2 separate regions of the Homo sapiens genome follow, and region 2 is linked to region 1. Evidence: chromatin loops called from intact Hi-C (ENCODE). Cell type or tissue: PC-3. All regions are shown on one strand. Links, peaks and the distances in the headings refer to the core of each region. The heading gives the core; the rest is flanking DNA. Region 1 has its middle 13 kb from the start of KRTAP21-2. Region 2 holds the start of KRTAP20-4 (keratin associated protein 20-4).

Region 1 (11,317 bases), core at 3,095-8,094:
CCACCTACTAAACCCTTTGTCATTGGTTGGTGTTGCCACCTCTATTCTCCGTTATTGCTTGTAAATGAGTTTATCTCTGTACTCTGTTTCATGCTTGTTTTATGTTTAAGTTGTTTGGCATTTTTCAAAGACTTCTTGTGTGTATGTGTGAGACAGAAAATTAGGTTTATTCTGCTTTGTGTTTCCACTGAAGACCACAAGATTCAATGGGTAGAATTTAAAGACAAATAAATTTTACAAGATAAATTGTTTTTTCTGCAAAATATCATGTTTATGAAAAAAATGCAAGGATTAGCCAGGCATGATGGTGCACACCTGTAGTCCCAGCTATTCAGGAGGCTGAGGTGGGTGGGTCACTTGAGCTTGGGAGGTTGAGGTTGCAGTGAGCCATGATCGCACGACTGCACGCCAGCCTGGGCAACAGAGTGAGATCCTGTCTCAAAAAAAAAAAAAAAAAAAAAAAGCAAAAAACAAAGAAACTTGTTCTTAAAGGCTAGAATAGTGTGAAATTGGAATAGGCTGTCTTGTAAACATTTCTATCCTGAAGTTGTTGAAGAATTTGCATCTTCAGTTAGAAAAGTCTGAGTAAATATGTGCATTCAAAACTTGGGCTTAATTAATTCATTCACATTATTCACTTCTACTTTGTAATTTAGTGATTCTATAATAAAAATAATTGAAGGTTGGGTCAGGGCAACATGAATAAGAATAATGTGACCCAAAAAGAAAAAATTATGCTCGATTCTATTGCAGAGTTAGGAAGGAGTATATCACGTTCAAAGTGAGCTTTGAAGCATCTACCTACTGTTAGAGTCAGTATTTCTGGATTTCTGGGATCTGTACAGAAAATGCAACTCAAAGCAGGGAAAAGAGGAACAAGATTAGTAAAGCCATTGCAGAGGAACTCATAAATGTGTTCATGGATTAATGCTATAATGAATATGGTCTGTTTCAGTTCTTGAAGGGATATAGCAACCTACTCACACTAGGATGCAGAGAGATTAGGAGATATAATATGGTAATAGTTCAGTTGCCCTGGGAAACAGTCATCTCATTCTGGTAACTCTTCAAGGACAGTTGAGGTGATGATCATTTGCCAGGATTATGTCCTCAATGGCATATTTCTTTGCTACTTATTTCTTTTCTTACTTTGGTTTAGTAACACAATTGCTCCCTAAAACTCAGTTTTCTTACATATAACATGGGATAAAATATCTTCTCAAAGTTTTTGGGAGGTTCACATTTCATAGTATTTCCAAAGGCAATTTGCATAATGTGAATTTTTGTAAGATCTCTTCATTATAATGAATTTCTTTGCTCTATGGGAGGCTGCAAAGGGAAAGCAGTAATCAGGGTTTTAAGAGACTAATTAATACATTTATGCACAGGGCTCTCTAAGACATATTCCCTGTAATTAGTGATAGATGTTCTATAATTAACGTTTATATTTTCTTAAATCTCCAGATGTAACATCTAAAATTATGAATATAAGCAAAATAGTCATACTCTCCAACATGATCTCTTTTCCTACGATACTAATCTTTTCAGTGATATCAAAATTTGAAATAAGGATCTGAATTGTTTTCCATTTAAAATAATAAAATGTTTTCCAACCAAATGTTTTCAAGTAGCAGATACACACTTTCCATAATTGTGGAATTGAATATATGTTATGATTACAGGTCCAGTGAATTGATGCAGTGGTCTCAGCAATAATTTATCGTATAAAATGCTTTCATCACATTGCAGTTAGTTTAACATTAAGATATTTTTCTCAGGATTTGTATTTGTTTTCTTCATTAACGTTCAATTAATAGAAATTGAACAAATGATTGGGGTACATATTATCACACACATTTTTAGTTGATGCTCAATTAGTTGAAGAACGTTTCTTATGTTTGTTCAGTTTATAAATGGTGGAGCCAGGATTCTGACACAGGTCTCTCTAATTTCAAAAGATTTTCCACTTTATAAACATTTGCAGGCTGGGAGTGGTGGCTCACACCTGTAATCCCAGCACTTTGGGAGGCAAAGGCAGGTGGATCACCTGATATCAGGAGTTCGAGACCAGCCTGACCAACATGATGAAACCCTGTCTCTACTGAAAATACAAAAATTAGCCAGGCATGGTGGCGGGTGCCTGTAATCCCAGCTGCCTGAGAGGCTGAGGTGGAAGATTGCTTGAACCTGGGAGGTGGAGGTTGCAGTGAGCCAACATGGCGCCATTGCACTCCAGCCTGGGCAACAAAAGCGAAACTCCGTTCCTACCCCCGCCAAAAAAAATCGTAAATTAGTCTGAGAGTGAGAAATGTAATGTAGTTTTTAAAGATGCAAAGACTAGTGGCTATCAGAAACTTGATTACAGACAAGCTATAGAAAGTTGCCTGGGATCCATAGTGAGAAGCTGGGATAGCACTTCAGTCACTATATTTCGTAGGGGAAGTAACCATACTTAATGGGACTAAAAAGAACCTAAAAAGTTTTATAGTAATGAAAAATGCTATGAAAAATCATAACATATTTAAGTTTAGTTTTGAATTAAAATTTTCTATAAAGACATTAAATCCTGAAAGTAGAACAACCAATTTAGGAAAACTAATTTTTGCAATCTTGGCATGAGGCAAGGGAAATGAATTTTCATTGGGAAATAATTGTAACTAAAATGAAAGAAGGGCTCCAAAATAGAAAAAAACAAAAAACAAAACAGTATTCCTTAAATATTTGCAATATTCTAATTGTGGCAAATGCTGACAAGCAAGGATTTGAAAATAAGTCTGAAAATTACTACTTGGGATATTCTGAAGACAGGAGAAGCAGTACCAGTAATCAGAATGTTAAATTTACTGTAAGATCAAGAGATATAAAATGCGACTGGGATGTAAATCAATGCAATTAGACATTGCAACACTATTACAAATTTATCATGAAAATTTGTCATTGAGGACATGTTTTGAGATGAGTAGATTTCTACTGCAGAAATGCACACATTTTTCTAAGATTAATATTATGTGGCAAACAAAACACAGATATCCTTGATTAAAGTGAAAATCTTCATAACAACAATAGCTGTTTTCTGAAAATTGATATGTGCCATCCTTTTTCAAAATTCTGAAGATTGTAAGTGACATGTAAGCTTCAAATATTGGCTCAGATTGCATATTTAGGTGAGAAAAAGTCTTTGATAGAGTTAAATAATTCTTACCTTGAAATATTTGAAATAAAATACAATAGAAGAAAATTGTTTAAATATAATAAAGGATTTTAACCAAATAGCAAAAGCAGCATGTTTTTATCTACTTCAGCCAAATAATAAAGCAATTTTAGTTATTATTAAGAAGCAGACAGGGTTAGCAGCTGCCAACATCATTATCAAGTGCAAAGAGAGAAGAAAATAAAATAATAGGCAAAAACATTGGAAAAAAGAAATGATCTTTTTGATTATATCTTTGTGTGCAAAGAAAACTCAAGCTATTAAAGTAAAACAAATATAGCAAAATTAATCAGAAAATTTGTAAGATGTATGAACACCAGAAAAATAAGTTTAAAAAGATTTTCTGCTTACCTACATTTAGAAATGGAGATGATTCTGATAATGTGCTATAACTATACAATGCTCAGGAAAAGCTAGAAAGAAAGTTTCAAAGACTTATTCAATTTGCACAATACTATAATAGAATATCTTATGAAAGAAAATAAAAAGCTGAAGAAATGGAAATGCAGATGTAATCTTGACCGGAAAGATCTATCATAAAATTTAAATCTTCTAAATTGATACGTAAATTAAGACATCTACTGGATTCTTTATTCAATAAAATTATTCAAAATGTGCATAAAATACATTATCAGGACTCAAGGGAAAATTTTCTCTCATGAGAAATGAGAATATTGTTTTGGTTTAAGAATAGAAAAATAAAAAGGAATATAAACAAGAATTTAGAAACACATCTGAGTACTTTTGAGAATATAACATAAGGTAAACTTCATAGTACAACATGGTGAAAAAAAATTATTTGAGAAATAGTGCCAATACAACTGACCGTCCATCTAGAAAACAATAAAAGTGGATCTTCAGTTAAACTATCTGTAAAAAGTATTGCAGAAATATTAACAGTTTAAGTATAAAAAGTGAAGTGAAAAAACAAACAAAGCAAAATGAAAATTAAAAAAGCCCTCTGCAAAAAAGAAAAACCAAGGGAGTACACATACACATCCACACACAACACAGTCACAAATGCACACACATTATACACACACACGTCCATATACACACACACAATGGAGACCTCTATCATGAACAGAAACCCAGAGACGAATGGGGATAATACAGGAATATTAATGTCTTAATATATAGAAAGTTATATAACTCAATAGAAAAATAGGCAGATGATTATAAGTAGACATTCTATGTAAGAGAAGTACAATAGTCCAAACATATTAAGATATTCAAATCCACTCGTAGTTAGGAAAATTCAAAATAAAAAAATCCATACTATTTTAATTTTATTTATCATCAGACAGGTAACAGTTTTTACGGTTGTTGCTGGCAGAGAGGTGTGGAAACCAACCAGCGTGCTTGTGCAGTGCTGGTGAAAGTGATGCCTCTGGCTCCTGTTGAGTCTGTGGGGTAGGAGTCTTCTCTTGACGTCCATACAGTTCTAGTTGCTCTGGCTATAGACTATCTAGTGACCTAAGGTGCCAGTTATTTTTATCCCAGATTGTGAATTCCAACACATTCTGTATATTTGACTTCATCTTCTTATATATAGTTTCCTTCTTTGTCCTTGCATGTAAATACTCTTCCTCTCCATACAAGTTTGAGAGTCACTTTCAAACATTTTATTGTTAAGTACTTGCAAATCAATGAAAAGATTTCAGTTTTTAGAATTTATACCTTATTTTTGGAAGACATAAAAACTCAGACACTCAGAAAAAAAACCACTTGTATTTGTTGATTCTGCATTGTTGTGATCATAATATTCTAAGAATAGGAGCTTAGAATGAGATTTCTAATAAAGTTTCCTTTGTGATAGGAAGTCTGCTTTTTGTATATCTTAGAACATTTATTGGTTGTAATCCAATGAATGATTACCTTTTATAACATAATCATTTATTGGTTGTAAGCCAATAATAGGTTACCTTTTATAAGCGAATCAACTACAGTATTGCTTATTTGGTTTTAGGTAAAATTAAGCATCTATTCACAAACATTTCAAAATTTCTGGTTAGTTCTTGACACTTCAAAGTGGACACACATCTGCATCCACAGCAGGTTTTACAGCAGGAGACACAGTGTGTTTTGCTATTTGTTGTGCTTTGATTTTTATATTGGCAGCTTTTGTGATAAGAAATAATGGCTTATAGACACCTTTAGTATGGTGATGAAGAGAGACTGCAGTAGCAATAACATGATTTGAAATATTCGCCCTCAGAAGCCTAGCGAATTGCCTCAAGCAAATATTTCTAAATCTAAGGTCTTTTACAAGTTTCCTGGGTTTTACCATTGATTTTTAAATTCCATTTAGTACAAATTGCATAATTAGTAACAATTTTACCTAAGCCAATCAGCCTTTTCCACAAATATATAGATATCTGTATTTTTGTGAAGTAAGTCATTTATTTTTAAAATATCTTTGGCATAGTTGGAGCTATTTCAAAGCACCGAAGGAAAGGAAAAGGAAAAAATTCAGAATAAGATGGTGGTGAAATTGCAGGTTTTAATCCAGATATGGAGATGGAATGGATTCGGGTATTTCCCAGATTAACAAAAAAGACTTAATGAAAGATAGTAACCTTGAATGAACTTTCCCAAAAAGAATAAAAAACACACCACAGCATGGGACTGTTGTAAATGTTTTGCAACAACAAAGAAGATTAATATATTACTAAAAACATACACAGAACAATATTTCTGAAAATGATTTACACTAGGAACCAGAAGAAAAATTTAGAATGTATTGCTTAATACCAAAAAAAAATTAAGAAGATCAACTCAATACCAAATTAAATAAGTCACTATATTGAGATAAGAAAAGGTATTGGTAGAATTAGAAAATAAAGTGAGGGAAGAAATAATATCAGAAAAGATTTTAAAGTGAAGAAAGAAAGAAAATAATATGAATAAAAATGTATCAGTGATAGAGGATAGACATGAAAAATATAATATTGAATCCAACAAATAGTCATGGTGAACAAAGTGACCAGAAGGTGGTAGCATCCAATTAGATGTTGTCCAGAAGATGACGGCACTCCAAAACAAGCATAACAGGTATCTTCAATGAAAACAATTGAAAAAAAAAAGAAACAAAAACATTAAATGGTACAGTAGGTGAAAATTTTATTAAATTGAAAAAATTAAATCTACTGATAACAAGAGTTGTCAATGTTCATCAAGATAAATGAAAAGCAGAAACAACAAAACATAACTTACCAGGATTATTGAACTTCATGAATAAACCGAAACCTACATGGGACTAGGGAGAGCCATCTAAAGAGAACAGTAACAATTCTGTCCTTTTCTTCCATAGCTAGGAAATCAGAAGGAAATAGAATATCAACTACAATATCTTGAGGAAAAGAGTTGCTACATCAAGAATTTTAACCTTACCCCAATATTGTTCATAGATTGAGATAACATTAAATTATTTTCAAATATGCAAACCTCCAGGAAGGATTACTAATGTAACTTGGAAAATGGAAAAACAAAGCAAGGTAAAACAATTAAAAAAACCCCAAAACTACTTGAAGATATACACTACTCAACTGAAGGTTGAATAGGAACAAATAATTGATAAATAGGAGAGTTTTGGTTCCAAGGGGTAATGTTAAGTATTAAAACCATTTAAACATACAGTTTAGTATAGATAATTAACATATGTCTAAAACCTAAAGAAATAAATTAAGTGCTAAGAGTAAAAATAATTAGAAAACTAGGAAAATGTTCAGTGAATATAACAATAAAAATAAAGGTAATTTGGGGATGTCGGAAATAGAAGAAACCCAGACTATAAAACAAAATAGAGAAAATAAAGGACACAAAAAGGAAGGATGTAAAACAAAATGTTATATTAAGAGACAGAAGTAAGATACAAATATACATGACAAATTTAGCTTTTCAAATAAATACATAAATTGAGTAAATACAAAAGCAAACTACAAATACTATTACATAATTTCTATGAGACTCACATGTAAAAATAAATCAGAAGTTAAAAATTAAATGTGAAGATTAGTTATCAAATGGAACAAATATAAAAATGTTTGCAAATTTAATATGAAACTTTAAATAAATGTAACATGTTTAAACAATTACAAAGGAGGCTTATATTTTACTGAAATGTAACTCAACAAGTGACATAGTATTGAAATCTATAAAGTCAAAACCAAAGTAAATGTTGTATCTAGAGATATTGGCAGAAAATCAGTACTAGTGTGAAACTAATTGCCTCCTTTAGTCCTTAAAAGATTACATTGAACACAGATAAATGAATGGGAAATTAAAAAGATTTCAAAACTATGTAATAAACTCCATGCACTACAGAAAATCACCTTCTTTTAAGCACTTGTAAGGTTTTTTTTTTTAATTGAACATCAATATATTCCAAAAGATAGAATTAGTGTAGGTTATAGACACTGGGAACAATATTAGAAAGCTAGAAATAAATAACAGAAGAAAAATAGTGTTAAAAAATGTGAGAATAAACAATTTTGTAGTCAAAGAAGAAAATAAATTAAAATTTAATAAGCAAGGAGACTGCATATAAAAACCTCTGGTATATTGCCAAAGCTGTATTTACAGGAAAGTTATAGAATTAAGCGCCTTTATTACATTCTTATTATATAAATGTAAAAATGGAACAAAAAGCTACTGAATTTGAAAATTTATATAAAGAAAAAATAGACAAAAAAAGCAGGAGAAAATAATTTTAGCTAAAATTAATGAATAGAAAACTGAAAAGCAGTATAAAGTATAATAAATCCAAGAGCTTTTTGTACCTTGGTGATAAATATCTAAGTGGTTTTTCAAAGAAGGAAAAAAACAGGCAAGCACACAAATTAGGGATAAATAAGAAGACAAAGCCAGCTGACACAGAAGTCAAAGCTATTGGGTAATACTTTCTATTGATTTATGTTAAAAATGTTAAAATCTAGAAAAATGTATTTTCTCCAGGAAGACCTAAATTGCTGAATGTTGCTAAAATAGATAGGAAATATATGTAGTTTAGTATCTATGAAATTCTTGAGGAAATTGTTCTACACCTACCCCTAAAAGCTATCCAGATAGCTTCAAAGACTTCAAGGAAGAGACAATTCTGAAGAGTTTGAGTAATCTATAGATCACAGGAAAAGGTAGGAAAGCTTCCAAACTTGTGAAACTGAGCACATAAATAATACTTTCATTTTGATTATATAGGCAAAAAGGTAAAATGTTATAGAAAACAGTTGTATTTTACATATAGTTACAATTATATTTCAAAAGACCCTTCACTAAGTAGTGCTCATTCTAAAACTGCTGGGAGAGTGCATATTGTGAATTCACATGATTAGTTTAAAGAAGATGAAAAGTATTCATTCATGTTGCAAAGACTTTTTTAATTGATGAACTGTTAATCCATTTTGGATGTTAGTTAAAACTAATTTTTTTTATACTTTAATTTCTGGGATACATGTGCAGAACGTGAATGTTTGTTGCATAGGTATACATGTGCCATGGTTGTTAGCTGCACCCATCAACCTATCATGTACAATAGGTATTTCTCCTAATGCTATTCCTCCCCTAGTCCCCAAGCCCCGACAGGCCCTGGTATGTGACGTTCCCCTCCCTGCGTCCATGTGTTCTCATTGTTCAGCTCCCACTTGTGAGTCAGAACATGTGGTGTGTTTTTCTGTCCTGTGTTAGTTTGCTGAGAATGATGGTTTCCAGCTTCATCCATGTTCCTGCAAAGGACATGAACTCATTCTTTTTTATGGCTGCATAGTATTCCATGGTGTATATGTGACACATTTTCTTTATCCAGTCTATCATTGATGGGCATTTGAGTTGGTTTCAAGTCTTTGCTATTGTGAATAGTGCTGTAATACACATACTTGCGCATGTGTCTTTATAGTAGAATGATTTATAATCCTTTGGGTATATACCCAGTAATGGGATTGCTGGATCAAATGGTATTTCTAGTTCTAGATCCTTGAGGAATTGCCACACTATCTTCCACAATGGTTGAACTAATTTACACTCCCACCAACGGTGTAAAAGCGTTCCTATTTCCCCACATTCTCTCCAGCATCTGTTGTTTCCTGATTTTTTAATGATTGCCGTTCTAACTGGCATGAGGTGGTATCTCACTGTGGTTTTGATTTGCATTTCTCTAATGACCAGTGATGATGAGCTATTTTTCATATGTTTGTTGGCAGCATAAATGTCTTCTTTTGAAAAGTGTCTTTTTATATCCTTCACCCACTTTTTGATGTTTTTTTTTTCTTGTAAATTTGTTTAAGCTCCTTGTATATTCTGGATATTAGCTCTTTGTCAGATGGGTAGATTGAAAAAACTTTCTCCCATTCTGTAGGATGCCTGTTAACTCTGATGACAGTTTCTTTTGCTATGCAGAAGTTCTTTAATTTAATTAGATCCCATTTGTCAATTTTGGCTTTTGTCGCCATTGCTTTTGATGTTTTAGTCATGAAGTCTTTGCCCATGCCTGTGTCCTGAATGGTATGGCCTAGATTTTTTTCTAGGGTTTTTATGGTTTTAGGTCTTATGTTTAAGTCTTTAATCCGTCTTGAGTTAATTTTTGTGTAAGGTGTAAGGAAGGGGTCCAGTTTCAGTTTTCTGCATATGGCTAGCCTGTTTTCCTAACACCATTAATTAAATAGGGAATCCTTTCCCCGTTGCTTGTTTTTGTCAGGTTTGTCAAAGATCAGATGGTTGTAAACGTGTGGCATCATTTCTGAGGCCTCTGTTCTGTTCCATTGGTCTATGTATCTGTTTTGGTACCAGTACCATGCTGTGTTGTTTACTGTAGCCTTGTGGTGTACTTTGAAGTCACGTAGTGTGATGCCTCCATCTTTGTTCTTTTTGCTGAGGATTGTCCTGGCTATATACTCTCTTTTTTGGTTCCATATGAAATTTAAAGTAGTTTTTTCTAATTCTGTGAAGAAAGTCAATGGTAGCTTGATGGGGGTAGCATTGAATCTATAAATTACTTTGGGCAGTATGGCCATTTTCACGATACTGATTCTTCCTATCCATGAGCCTGGAAGGTTTTTCCGTTTGTTTGTGTCCTCTCTGATTTCCTTGAGCAGTGGTTTGTAGTTCTGTTTGAAGAGGTCCTTCACATCCCTTTTAAGTTGTATTCCTAGGTATTTTATTCTCTTTGTAGCAATTGTGAATGGGAGTTTACTATGATTTGGCTCTCTGTCTATTATTGGTGTATAGAAATGCTTGTGATTTTTGCACATTGATTTTTGTATCCTGAGACTTTGCTGAAGTTCCTTATCACTTTAAAGAGTTTTTGGGCTGAGACGATGCAGTTTTCCAAATGTACAATCACGTCATCTCCAGACAGACACAATTTGACTTCTTCTCTTCCTATTTGGATACTCTTTATTTTTTTCTCTTGCCTGATTGCCCCGGGCAGAACTTCCAACACTATGTTGAATAGGAGTGGTGAGAGAGGGCATTCTTGTCTTTTGCCAGTTTTCAAAGGGAATGCTTCCAGCTTTTGCCCATTCAGTATGATATCGGCTGCTGGTTTGTCATAAAGAGCTCTTATTATTTTGAGATACATTCCATCAATACCTAGTTTATTGAGTGCTTTTAGCATGAAGTGTGTTGAATTTTATCCAAGGCTTTTTCTGTATCTATTGAGATAATCATGTGGTTTTTGTCATTGGTTCTGTTTATGTGAAGGATTACGTTTATTGATTTGCGTATGTTGAACCAGCCTTGCATCTGAGGGATGAAGCTGACTTGATCGTGGAGGATAAGCTTTTTGATGTGTCGCTGGATTTGGTTTGCCAGTATTTTATTGAGGATTTTTGCATCAATCTTCATGAGGGATATTGGCCTGAAGTTTTCTTTTTTTGTTGTATCTCTGCCAGGTTTTGGTATCAGGATGATTCTGGCCTCATAAATGAGTTAGGGAGGAGTCCCTCTTTTTCTATAGTTAGGATTAATTTTAGAAGGAATGGTACCAGGTCCTCTTTGTACCTCTGGCAGAATTCAGCTGTTAATCCGTCTGGTTCTGGGCTTCTTTTTCGTTAGTAGGCTATCAATTACTGCCTCAATTTCAGAACTTGTTATTGGTCTATTCAGGGATTC
Region 2 (11,317 bases), core at 2,315-7,314, 110 kb after region 1:
AATGTATGTGGAGCAATAATCGTAATACGGTATGAAGAGAAAACATTTCTTTTATAAAGTAAGTTATTCCAGATGATTATATTCAATTTAAATGATGGATGTAGAATTTAAACTACTATCTCTTCCCAAAGTAGCCTAAGATGAGATAATCAGTATTTTAAAAAGAGAAGAACACAGAATATGGAGTCGGGTAACATAGGGAAAGGAGTCCTGGGGTTTCTCTAGAAGTTTCTTAGTAGAATCCATAGCCTGGCTGGGCACAGTGGCTCATGCCAGCACTTTGGGAGGCCGAGGCAGGCAGATCACGAGGTCAGAAGTTCAAGACTAGCCTGGCCAACATGGTGAAACCCCGTCTCTACTAAAAATATAAAAAATTAGCTGGGCATGGCCCAGCTACTCGGGAGGCTAAGTCAGGAGAACTGCTTGAACTGGGACCTGGGAGGTGGAGGTTGTAGTGAGCCGAGATTGTGCCACTGCACTCCAGCCTGGGCTACAGAGTAAGGCTCCGTCTCTGGGAAAAAAAAAAAAATCCATAGCCCCATAGCCTAATATCTGCCACAGCAAGATGGGAGATAGCAGCCACAGCCATAGCCCAGGGCACCGTGGTAGTTACTATAGTAGCATATGATGTTAGGAGTGGGAGGTTCAGTCAAGGATCAGGGAACCCAGATGCTCAGTCTGAATGTCACTATTTGCCCAGGGCCTTTTATCATAAGCCAATTAAGCTTCTTTTCTTGTAAATTACTCAGCCTCAGGTATTTATTTATAACAACGCAAAAATGCCCTAACAAGAAAATTGGTACTGAGGAGTGGGGCATTGCTATAAAGATATCTGAAAATGTGGATGCATCTTTGAAACTGGATAAGAGGTAGGGGTTGGAAGAATTTGGAGAGCTCAGAAGAAGACACGAAGATAAGGCAAGGTTTGGAACTTCTTAGAGAATCATTAAATGGCTGTGACCAAAATTCTGTTAGTGATATGGACAGTGAAGGCCAGGCTGATGAGATCTCAGATGGAAATGAGGAAATTATTGGCAACTGGAGCAAAGGTCACACGTGTTATGCCTTAGCAAAGAACTTGGCTGCATTCTGTTCATAACCTAGGGATCTGTGGAAGTTTTCACTTGAGAGTAGTGACCTAGGGTATCTGGCAAGAAATTTCTAAGCAACAAGGCATACAAGCTGTGGTCTTGGCTGCTCCTAACAGCCTAAATTCAGATGCAGGAACAAATAAATGACTTAAAGTTGGAATTTATATTTAAACAGGAAGCAGAGCACAAAAGTTTGGAAAAGTTGCAGCCTGGTTATGTGCCAAAGAAAGAAAAGTGTTTTTCTGGAGAGGAATTCAAGCAGGCTGTAGTGCTACCACTTACTAGAGATATTTGCATAATTACAAAGGAGCCAAGTGCTAATAGCCAAGACAATGAGGAAAAGGCCTCAAGAATATTTCAGAGACCTTCACGGCAGCCCCTCCCATCACAGGCCCAGAAGCCTAGCAGGAAAGAACAGTTTCCTGGACCATGCCCGGGGCCCTGCTGCCCCTGTGCAGCCTTAGGACAACACTGTCCACATACCTGCTATTCCGACTGCAGCCTTGGCTCAAAGGGGCTCAGGTATAGCTCAGGCTGCTGCTCTGGATGGTGCAAGCCATAAGCCTTGGTGGCTTCCAATGGTGTTAAGCCTGCTGGTTCACAGAGTGCAAGAGTGGTGGATTCTTGGTAACCTCTGCCTAGATTTCAAAGGATGTATGAAAAAGCCTGGGTGTCCAGGCAGATTCCTGCTACAGCATGGAGCCCCCACAGAGAAACTCTAGTAGGACAGTGTGGAGGGGAAATATGGGATTGGAGGCTTCACACAGAGTCCCCACTGGGGCACTGCCTAGTAGAGCTGTGAAAAGGCCATCTCTCTCCAGATGGTACTCTATGCCTAGAAAAGTTACAAGAACTCTGCAACAACCTATGAGAGCAGCTACCAGGACTGCACCATGCAAAGCCACAGGGGTGGAGTTGTCCAAGGCCTTGGTAGCCCACCCCTTGGACCAGTGTGCCCTGGATGTAGGATATGGAGTCAAAGGAGATTATTTTGGATTTTTAAGATTTAATGACTACCCTGTTGGGTTTCATACTTGCATGAGGCCTGTAGCCCATTTATTTTGACCAATTTCTCCCTTTTGAAATGGGAATGTTTACTCAATGCCTATACCCCCATTGCATCTTGGAAGCAGATAACTTTTTAAAAAACAATTTTACAGGTTCATAGGTGCAAGGGATTTGCCTTGTCTCAGATGAGACTTTGGAGTTTTGAGCAAATACTGGAATGAGTTAAGACTTAAGAGGGTCTGTTGGGAAGACATAATTATATTTTGCAATGTGAGAAGGATATGAGATTTGGGGGAGGCCAGGGATGGAATGATATAGTTTGGCTATGTGGTCCCACCCAAATCTCATATTGAATTGTAATACCCATTGCTGGAGGTGGGCCTTGGTGAGAGGTGTTTGGATCACGGAGGCAGATTCCTTATGGCCTGGTGCTGTCTTTGTGATAGTATGATAGTGAGTGGTCATGAGAGCTGGTCATTTGAAAGTATCTGGCACCTCCCTGCTCTGCATTTGCTCCTGCTTTTGACACATGATATGCCTGCTCCCTCTTCACCTTTTGCCATGATTGGAAGCTTCCTGAGGCAACCCCCAGAAACAGATGCCACAGTGCTTCTTGTGCAGCCTGCAGAACCATGAGACGATGAAACCCCTATTCTTACAAGTAACGCAGTCTTAGATATTTCTTTACAGCAATGCAAGAATGGCCTAATACAGTTCCTAGTGTCTACAGCTGTCCTCGTGCTCTGGTGTGTTGGGAAAGCTGGTCGCTTGCATGCAGTCTTTTGATTCCCACTTAACGCTATAAAAATGGGTCTTGTTCCTGGAACACTTCCTTGCCAAAAGACAAAAAGCCTACAGGGCTGAGCATGGTGTCTCATGCCTGTAATCCCGCACTTTGGGAGGCCGAGGCAGGTGGATCACCTGAGGTCAGAAGTTCAAGATCAGCCTGGCCAACATGGTGAAACCCTGTCTCTACAAAAATACAAAAAAAAAAAAAAATTAGCTTGGCGTGATGGCAGATGCCTGCAATCCCAGCTACTCAGGAGGCTGAGGCAGGGGAATCCCTTGAACCTGGGAGGTGGAGTCTGAAGTGAGCCGAGATTGCACCACTGCGTTCCAGCCTGGGAAAGAGAGAGAGACTCCGTCCAAAAAAAAAAAAAAAAAAAAAAGGCCTATATAATCAGTGCCAGGTTTATCATCTTGTGTAGGGATGCATTACCTGTTTGAAGCTCAGTGTGTGCCTAAGATTGTAAGTCAATGGCTCTCAGGCAAGACGTGCTCCTAGCTTTCAGTATCTCAGACTCCATGGGTGATGGGGAGGGGTCCTTTTACTGTGGCTCCAGAAGGGTGTGCATAGTCTCATTGCCTTGTGTGGCAACCTGGGGACCCGCTAGCTATGAGGGATGGGCACACGCTGTTGGAGCTGATCTCACCTTGTCTCTTCTGATGTGAGTAAAAGCATTGCTCCATCCTGTGCTTGATGCTGTTGTGTTTCCCTTGGCAACTCTGTTACCAAGATGCAGTGGGCAAAAGTGTTTGGACTTTTATTCCTAATGCTGGCATTGGGATGAGCTTTGTTATCCTCCAGGAAGTGGGAGTCCTCCTCTGGTATTGAGAACCTGGCACAGTGTTGTACACACCATGGAGTGAGGTATTTGAATAAAGCAACTGAAAATGGACACGAGGAACACATAATTACATATGTGAGTTTCGAATTCTGTTCAGAAGGCAACTGGATGAAGCAGGTGCCTAATGCAGAGAGCGAACCCCTCTCTCTTTTTTCCTTTTTTTTCAGACACGGTCTCACTCTCTTGCCCAGGTTGGAGTGTAGTGACATGATCTCGGCTCACTGCAACCTCCGCCTCCCAGATTCAAGTGATTCTCCTGCCTTAGCCTCCCGGAGTACCTGGGATTACAGGCGTGGACCACCACGCCCAGCTAACTTTTGTATTTTTAGTAGAGATGGGGTTGCACCATGTTGGCCAGGCTGGTCTCCAACTCCTGACCTCAGGTGATCTGCCTGACTCGGCCTCCCAAAGTGCTGGGATTACAGGCATCAGCCACTGCTTCCAGCCCACAGAACACCTCTCTCTAGTGAAAGAGCTTAGATTCTCTCCAAGAAGAAGCTATCAATCAGATTAGGCTTTAAGATGAACAGCATTTGAAGTACTTCTCACTGACAGGCTGGATAGCAGATGTAAGAAGCAAAAGAGGTGGATTTGAAAAAAACGAATAGAGAAGACACAGTGATGTGTCTAGTTGACTGAAACATAGCTACACAATGATATTCACATGGAATTGCTTGAAGGATAGCATAGCTAAATATGGCTGAAGTAATGCATATATACATCATGTATTAAGCAGTTATTGTATTCCATTTTGAAGAAATGGTTTTGATCTGTTTAACAGAATGATCAAAGAGCGATGCATATAATTTGTTTCTCAGTCTATTCACAGTCATAATATAGACGAGTGAGACACTGGGAATGTCCATATTTCCTCTTATGCAAAAGCTATGCTCTATCCCGAGTACTCCACACAGAGCATACAAACAGACAGCCAATACTCTGGGCAAAATAACTTTACTTGTATATCAAGACTTTTGTGATAGTTCATTCCTACTTCCACATTCTGCTATAAAAAATAAGAAATTCTAGAAAGACATGAAATTTTCAACATGATTCATTGTCATTCATTTATTTATTCAAAATATTTATTAGGCGGCAACTATTCTAGCTGCAGGGCTGTGATCCTTTATCAATGATAGGGTGTGGAATAATGTGTTTTTTTATTATTCATCACTTGAGAATGTGTCAGTTAGGCAAGAGACTTTGAGAAAAATCCACTGTATCAGATAAAACACTGGAGGAGGATATTTTAAATCAGTTGTTGATGTAGTAAAATAGGGCTTCTTAAAATATGGGAAAAAATACATTTCCCACATCATGCCATTAAAAGTTTTAAAAATAATGAATACTTTTCTTTGAACTCTCTGGAGTGCTTGCATCACGTGTATTGATATTTAAGAATATTGTGTGAATCATACATAGGATGTTGAGAAACATTGCTCCTCACTGACGTTTTATGAATTGGAGATTCCTATTCCTTATTAGGTTGGCTTGGAGAAGAAAACTAGAATAATTAAGGCCAGGTGCGGTGGCTCACGCCTGTAATCCCAGCACTTTGGGAGGCCAAGGTAGGTGGATCACCTGAGGTCAGGAGTTCGAAATTAGCCTGGCCAACATGGTGAAACCCAGTCTCTACTAAAAATACAAAAAATTAGCAGGGCCTGGTGGCATTTGCCTGTAATTCCAGCTACTTGGGAGGCTGAGGCAGGAGGATCACTTGAACCCAGGAGATGGAGAATACAGTGAGCTAAGATCGCACAACTGCACTCCAGCCTGGGCAACAAGAGTGAAACTCTGTCTCAAAAAAAAAAAAAAGCTAGAATAATTCAAAAAAGCAGTTTTGTTTTCTTTAAATTAGAAATTGGATGAACAAGGTTAATATATCCCAATGCAAGTGAAAGGTGGACCTGAGATACGTGTTGTCCTCTTTTGCTATAGAACTGAGAGGAGCAGCAAGAAGTGTGGAAAGCAGAAAAGACAATTTCTATCCACCTGAAGGCACAGATCTGAATGAGACAACCTAGCTGTGGGGTTTTAGAAAGATAGCCCTAGCATATGTTAACAGGAAATGGGACTATTATTGTGTCAAATGACATTTTGCTTCCTTATGTATAGGTAATAATGCTGCCTGTAGGTACATTTGAAAGTAGCTTTTATACCCATGTTATTATAATGGACTGATGATTTTATGCTTATCTTTTTTGAAACAGTGTCATCTCAGAATAGCATGAAAGGCAGCGCCCAAAAGCAGTTCCTCACAGTTCTATACAAATTAATGTAGAATAAAGTAGAACCATCCTGAATATGAGAAAACAATCAATTAAAATAGAACTTAAATTTTTTTCATATGAAAGATACTGATTGAAAATATAAAATAAATTTATTGGTAGCACAATATTAAAGATAAAACTTACCTATAATTTTTGACGAATTTTTGGCTCTTTTCATGAATTCAGAAGCATGACAGGTCTGAACTTTGTGTTCTTCAAGTTCACCAGGATGAGCTATCAGAGTTTGTATAGCAAATATAATTACTCACGTGAAAAATTATAGAAACAGAATCAGGAAATCAAGCTGGAGGAGTGCAGTAGACTGAACTGCTCTAGGTGTTCCTCAGTGGAATCCATGGTGTCATTACCTGGCAGAGTAAGATGAGTGGCAGCCATGTCTGCACCTGCCATACTCAGCCACAGCCACAGTCCTTCCCATAGTCACAGCCACAGCCAAGCCGCAGCCCAGGCCACCAGAAAGATGGCTGTAGTAGGACATGGTGTTCAGAAGTGGATGTTTCAGTTGTGGATCAGGGAATTATTTTTCTCAGTTTGAATGTCACCATCTGCAAATGAAATTTTATACATCTTCAATAGTGTATGAGGCCGTTTGGTTTCATATTTCAGAGAAAGCTGCATAATAAAACTTGACGAAATTTATTTCAGTAAGTACAGATATCCTTATAAAAATGTAACTATTTTGTCTGAAACTCAATAATAATGTTACATGCCCTTAATTAGAAGATGCTTCCTGTGTCTTGGTGATCTTCTCACTCTTGTTTGTTATTAAAGTCTAGACTCAGGTTCCTTAAAATGTTAACAATATGCAAGCCCTCTGATCCAGATTTTTTTCTTTACTTCTAATGATTTCTACTGGTGAGTCAAATATGCAAACAGAAACTGGAAGTATATTTATTTGAGTGAGGAAGTGATACAAGTGGAAAGTTATCTGAAGTAAAATATCTTGTAAATTACACAATTTCTTTCCTTGGGGTAAATAACTTTTCATCCCAAATAATATTTTATATTGATTATTAACAGTGAACTGACCACATTTACAATAAAATGCTAATATAAAGTCACATATGTTTTTTTTTATCTTGAGAGTCTTATTTATTTGTTAGCATGATTTTGCTTCTATGTCAGATCACTGTAAACATTTATTTAGAAATCGAAGTATTGGTGTGAGATCTCCCACATCTCACCTCTCGGGTTCCCGTATTTTCACATTTGTTTTGATGTTCTCTTTGGACTTCTCCAGGAAAGCGTTTTTGAGACAGTGGAAAATAAATATATGAAATAGGGTAGTGGATCCATATAGCAGTCACCTGGGGGAATAAGGAGTATTTGTTGTAAACAAGTAAGGACACACATCTGAGGACTAAGATAAGTACTTAGTACATACATCTAAGTAAACACACATCTAAGTGCTAAGCTTGACCTAGAGGACTTCCTGTTCCAACTTTTAGCTTAAATATTTACATTTAATAATTTGGTGCTTTTTCTGACAAACTTAAAACCAATAGATGTTGTTATTTAAAAAAAATAAAACATACAGTGGATCTCTTATTGCCTAAACAAGATCACATACTAATCTGCAGTAACAAGCAAGTGGACATACATAAATATATATGTACATTTTAAAAGGTGCTTATATATTAAAAAGAATTTTATTATGATGTTTTGATATAACTGACCTGAGATGTTCATTATAGTACTATGCTGGTTACCAATATTGTTTGCCAAACTTGATGGACTCTAGTGGTAATAAAGATGAATAGTTGCTTTGTTTTCACTATTCTCCCCTTCTTTGAATATAATAGTTCTTTTTTTATGCTGGGCATGATCAACTTAGGAAAAAAATCCTCTAAATTTCCCAAGCTTCTTTGAAACCCACTCTAGTCATGTGATGAAGTTCTGAACAATGCATAAAATTTAAGGTATAATATGACGGCTTTCTGGATCCTTCCTTAAGATTCAAGTTGCATGGAGTCTATCATCTTCTTTGTATATTTCTTGGTCCTCTTCCCTAGGACACAAATGCCACCATCTTTGACTATGAAGATGAAGGTTACATCTTATGAATGATGAAGCAATGATTTAGAATGAGTCTGGGTCACTGAGGACTAGAAACCAGCTAGAGATGACTTAAATCCAGACTTTGATTATGTGAAAGAGAAATACATTCTTAAAATGTACACTATTTCTATCACTTGCAATAAATTCTACTCCTATCTAATACAACAATATAGAAAAAGGAATGAGAAAATTCTGCTAGGAACCAAATTTTAGACAGTGTTTCCACTTAAAAATTAAATATATCCCTGGGAACGATGGCAGCAAATATAAGAAAAGAAAAGCCATGGGCTATATTATTCTCTTTTAAAAGAATCTCGTTTATGCTATACAGATTAATTGCCCCTAGAAAGTGAATTTTAAGTAGGGTTAGTCACTTGAGTTCTTATATTTGAGATATTGAAGACTTTGTCACTTTTCTTTTAAAATTCTTGTTGGAATATGTATCTATTATTTGAACCATACTTTTTAAAACCAACACACAGAGAGTCAAAGAGCATAGTGTTATTTCCTAATTAAATAACTCCCATATTTGAGGATTTAAACCAAAATATTTCAGGCATGCTTCTGTCTCAAGTAACGTACCACCAAGAAATAATGGTGGATAGGATTAGTTTGTTTGGAGTAATGATTTTAAAACTCTTCGATCATAAAAGAACTTACTGAGGATCTTGAAAAGCCATTCTTTATGTGTTATATTTACTGATATTCATCTTTTTAAAATTAAAATTGATGATTTTAAAATATGAGTTAATCAATTTCAAAATAACAGTCATAATTTCATATTTTTAGAAACATAATTTTTTTAGAGCAAAAACTTCTTAGGAATAGTGGAATGTTTTACATGTTTGGTCAATCTCTTTAATGTCTCGCTTAATGGAAGACAGTTTCTCATATCTGATTTAGCTTTTAGTCTGTTGTGATAACATGCATATATCTGGAAAATTCCACCGTTCATTCATGAATGTATGGCAGTAAAAATGAAAAATGTATTATGAAAATAATTTTGCCCTTATCGAGACCTCAAAAGGGTCTTTGGTTCCCACATGCGTCCCTAGACCACACCTTGAGAAAATTTGGTCGAGAGCAGAGATCTTCAAACTTGTGAGATGAGAAAACCATACTGTAAATATTTTGAACCTGCATTCCCAATTTCAATTCAACCATTTATTTATAAATTTTATACATGTGTTATTGCTAATAATCATTAGCAATAACACATATACAATATGTATAATAGTAAATATATTATTTTAGGTATGTTTTGATATTTTAGAAAATTTTAAGAACTGGCAATGCATAGATTTGGAGTTCTGTTTCTAGATTCATTTTATTCTAATTACTGGAAAAGATATATTGTTTGCTGTATTCATTAAATCATGATACAAACTTTTAATCCCATTATCTAGTTGTATAACTTGTTTTTTAAATTTCCCTAATATAGTTTCCTTAATGTCAATAGTTTATTTTTACAGATTAATTGAGAAGTTTGATTTTCATACCATGTGGTAAAAATTCACTAAAACTCTTCCGTTTGGAAAAAATGTAAAACCCAATTAGAATATTCTAATAGTACACAAATACCAGTTTTATAAAGTATACAACTAGATAAAATTTAGTAATATTACAACAGAAATAATCTTGAATATTCATGAAAAGATGCTCTCTCCCAATATAGCAGCATGCCTAGAATACTTTAGGAGCTGTTGCATGAATGCAATGAAATATGAAATGAACTTCATTATCAAAATCGCCTATCATAAAGAGATTTCCTATAAAGACATCCAGGTTCCCAGACATGGCACAGCACTTCCTGTATACAGGATCTATATCAACAACATCAGGCAACTGAGAGGCTTCATAGTGATGAAGCTACCAGAAGGCAGACAACTTGGAAAACTCATGGAAGCCACAACTTAAAATGTGTATGTGTTTCTATGTGCTCTGGAGAAACAAGGACAGTCAGCAGCATGCAGCCACCAGCCTTAGGTGTGTAGCTTGTCAAGCTCAAGTAGAAATTATTTGAAGAGAAAGCAATCAACTGTGTCCCTACAGAAGCTCAGTTTTAAATAGTGTGAGAAATATACAGAAGGACAAAAAATAGGAAAATGAAATAAGATGTAGTGTCAACCCCTTGGGATAGTAATTATCCACAGGTTTCCATCTTACCATCATCCACATGCAAAGTTGACAATGAAAATAATAAACATGAAAACACACTATATTTGCAAACAGACTAAATTTATTTAAAGGACTTAAGAATCAAAGAATTGCATTTTAAAACCTATTCTTTATCATCTTGCACAACAGAACCAGAGAAAGACAGCATCTGTAGTTCTTTGATAATAGCCTAGTTTAGGTTTCTGCTGTTTTGAAGACACAGGATCAGATGAACAAGAGCAGCATGAGAATCCAGGTTTCACAAGCAGACAAATCTGGTGAGCTCTAGAATTGTTCAGTAGAAACCATATGACCAATATCTTCCATAGCAAGATGGGCAGTAGTAGCCATTTCCATAGCCTCCATAGCCACCATAACCACATCCATAGCCACGATAACCACAGCCATAGCCACAGCCAAGCCCACCATACCCATAGCCACCATAATAGTTGCTGTAGTAAATCATGGTGTCAGAAATGGATGGTTCAGGTGTAGAAGAGGATGTTCTTGAATTTGAACATCTCCATCTTCACAGGTCTTTTATACTTCCTCAGTAGTAGGTGTGGCAAATCACAGGCAATGTTGCTCTTATTATGAATTATTTTGGGTTGACCGCTAACACCGCCAAGGCAACACTCTCATAAATCTCTTATTTCATTAGGCATAGTGAAGCCTTCATAGCTAGGATTCCTCTAGTGTTGTGTCAAGATTTTCACAATCAAAGAATGTGATTTGAATGACAGATTTTTTTTAACCTGGTTTTAACATCCTTTTTTCCTGAGAGCACATACTAAAATTTCATGATGAGATTCTATGAAATAACAGAAACTATGCAAATCTCATCTGATTCAAATTGGTTTTGGCTTGTTAATTCCTTTACATTCATCTACCAGTTGCAGTTGAAGAAGTCTGTCTGCATGGCTTTGGGGAGACAGATGTGCCTAAGGGGCAAGTCTTTCGAGTATGAGATCTGTAATATTGCCCAATATTTCTTCAGAGATAGAACAGTTTATTTCACTTTAAATACATAAGTCAGGTAACATTTTTACAGGATACAACTTTACAAACGTACAAATGCACTTTA

The links. Hi-C counts contacts between places; a loop is a spot of excess contacts. Peaks named below come from ENCODE experiments on the same cell type or tissue, not always from the same donor. Only the 100,000 strongest peaks of a DNase experiment are listed, where the experiment ranks them.
Region 2: it touches region 1 in a loop (5-fold over the local background); 1 of 110 quality-filtered maps calls a loop at or near these places.

Annotation. Positions count from the first base shown.
Region 1 is chr21:30,728,124-30,739,440 of GRCh38, reverse strand. No RefSeq gene overlaps it. Among named protein-coding and RNA genes, the nearest start is that of KRTAP21-2, 13 kb to the left of the region's middle. In PC-3, for the core only: a CTCF peak has its summit at 6,199 (motif pointing right); a DNase peak (open chromatin) is centred at 6,220.
Region 2 is chr21:30,615,837-30,627,153 of GRCh38, reverse strand. It overlaps KRTAP20-4 (keratin associated protein 20-4), which reads right to left and starts at 6,527. Exons shown (of 1, transcript NM_001350977.1): 1 at 6,304-6,527. The coding sequence starts at 6,496. The coding sequence ends at 6,362. KRTAP20-1 (keratin associated protein 20-1) reads right to left here and starts at 10,729. Exons shown (of 1, transcript NM_181615.2): 1 at 10,455-10,729. The coding sequence starts at 10,699. The coding sequence ends at 10,529. In PC-3, for the core only: no CTCF peak of the experiment used is centred there; DNase peaks (open chromatin) are centred at 4,893, 5,143 and 6,873; H3K4me3 peaks cover 944 bases; H3K27ac peaks cover 3,490 bases.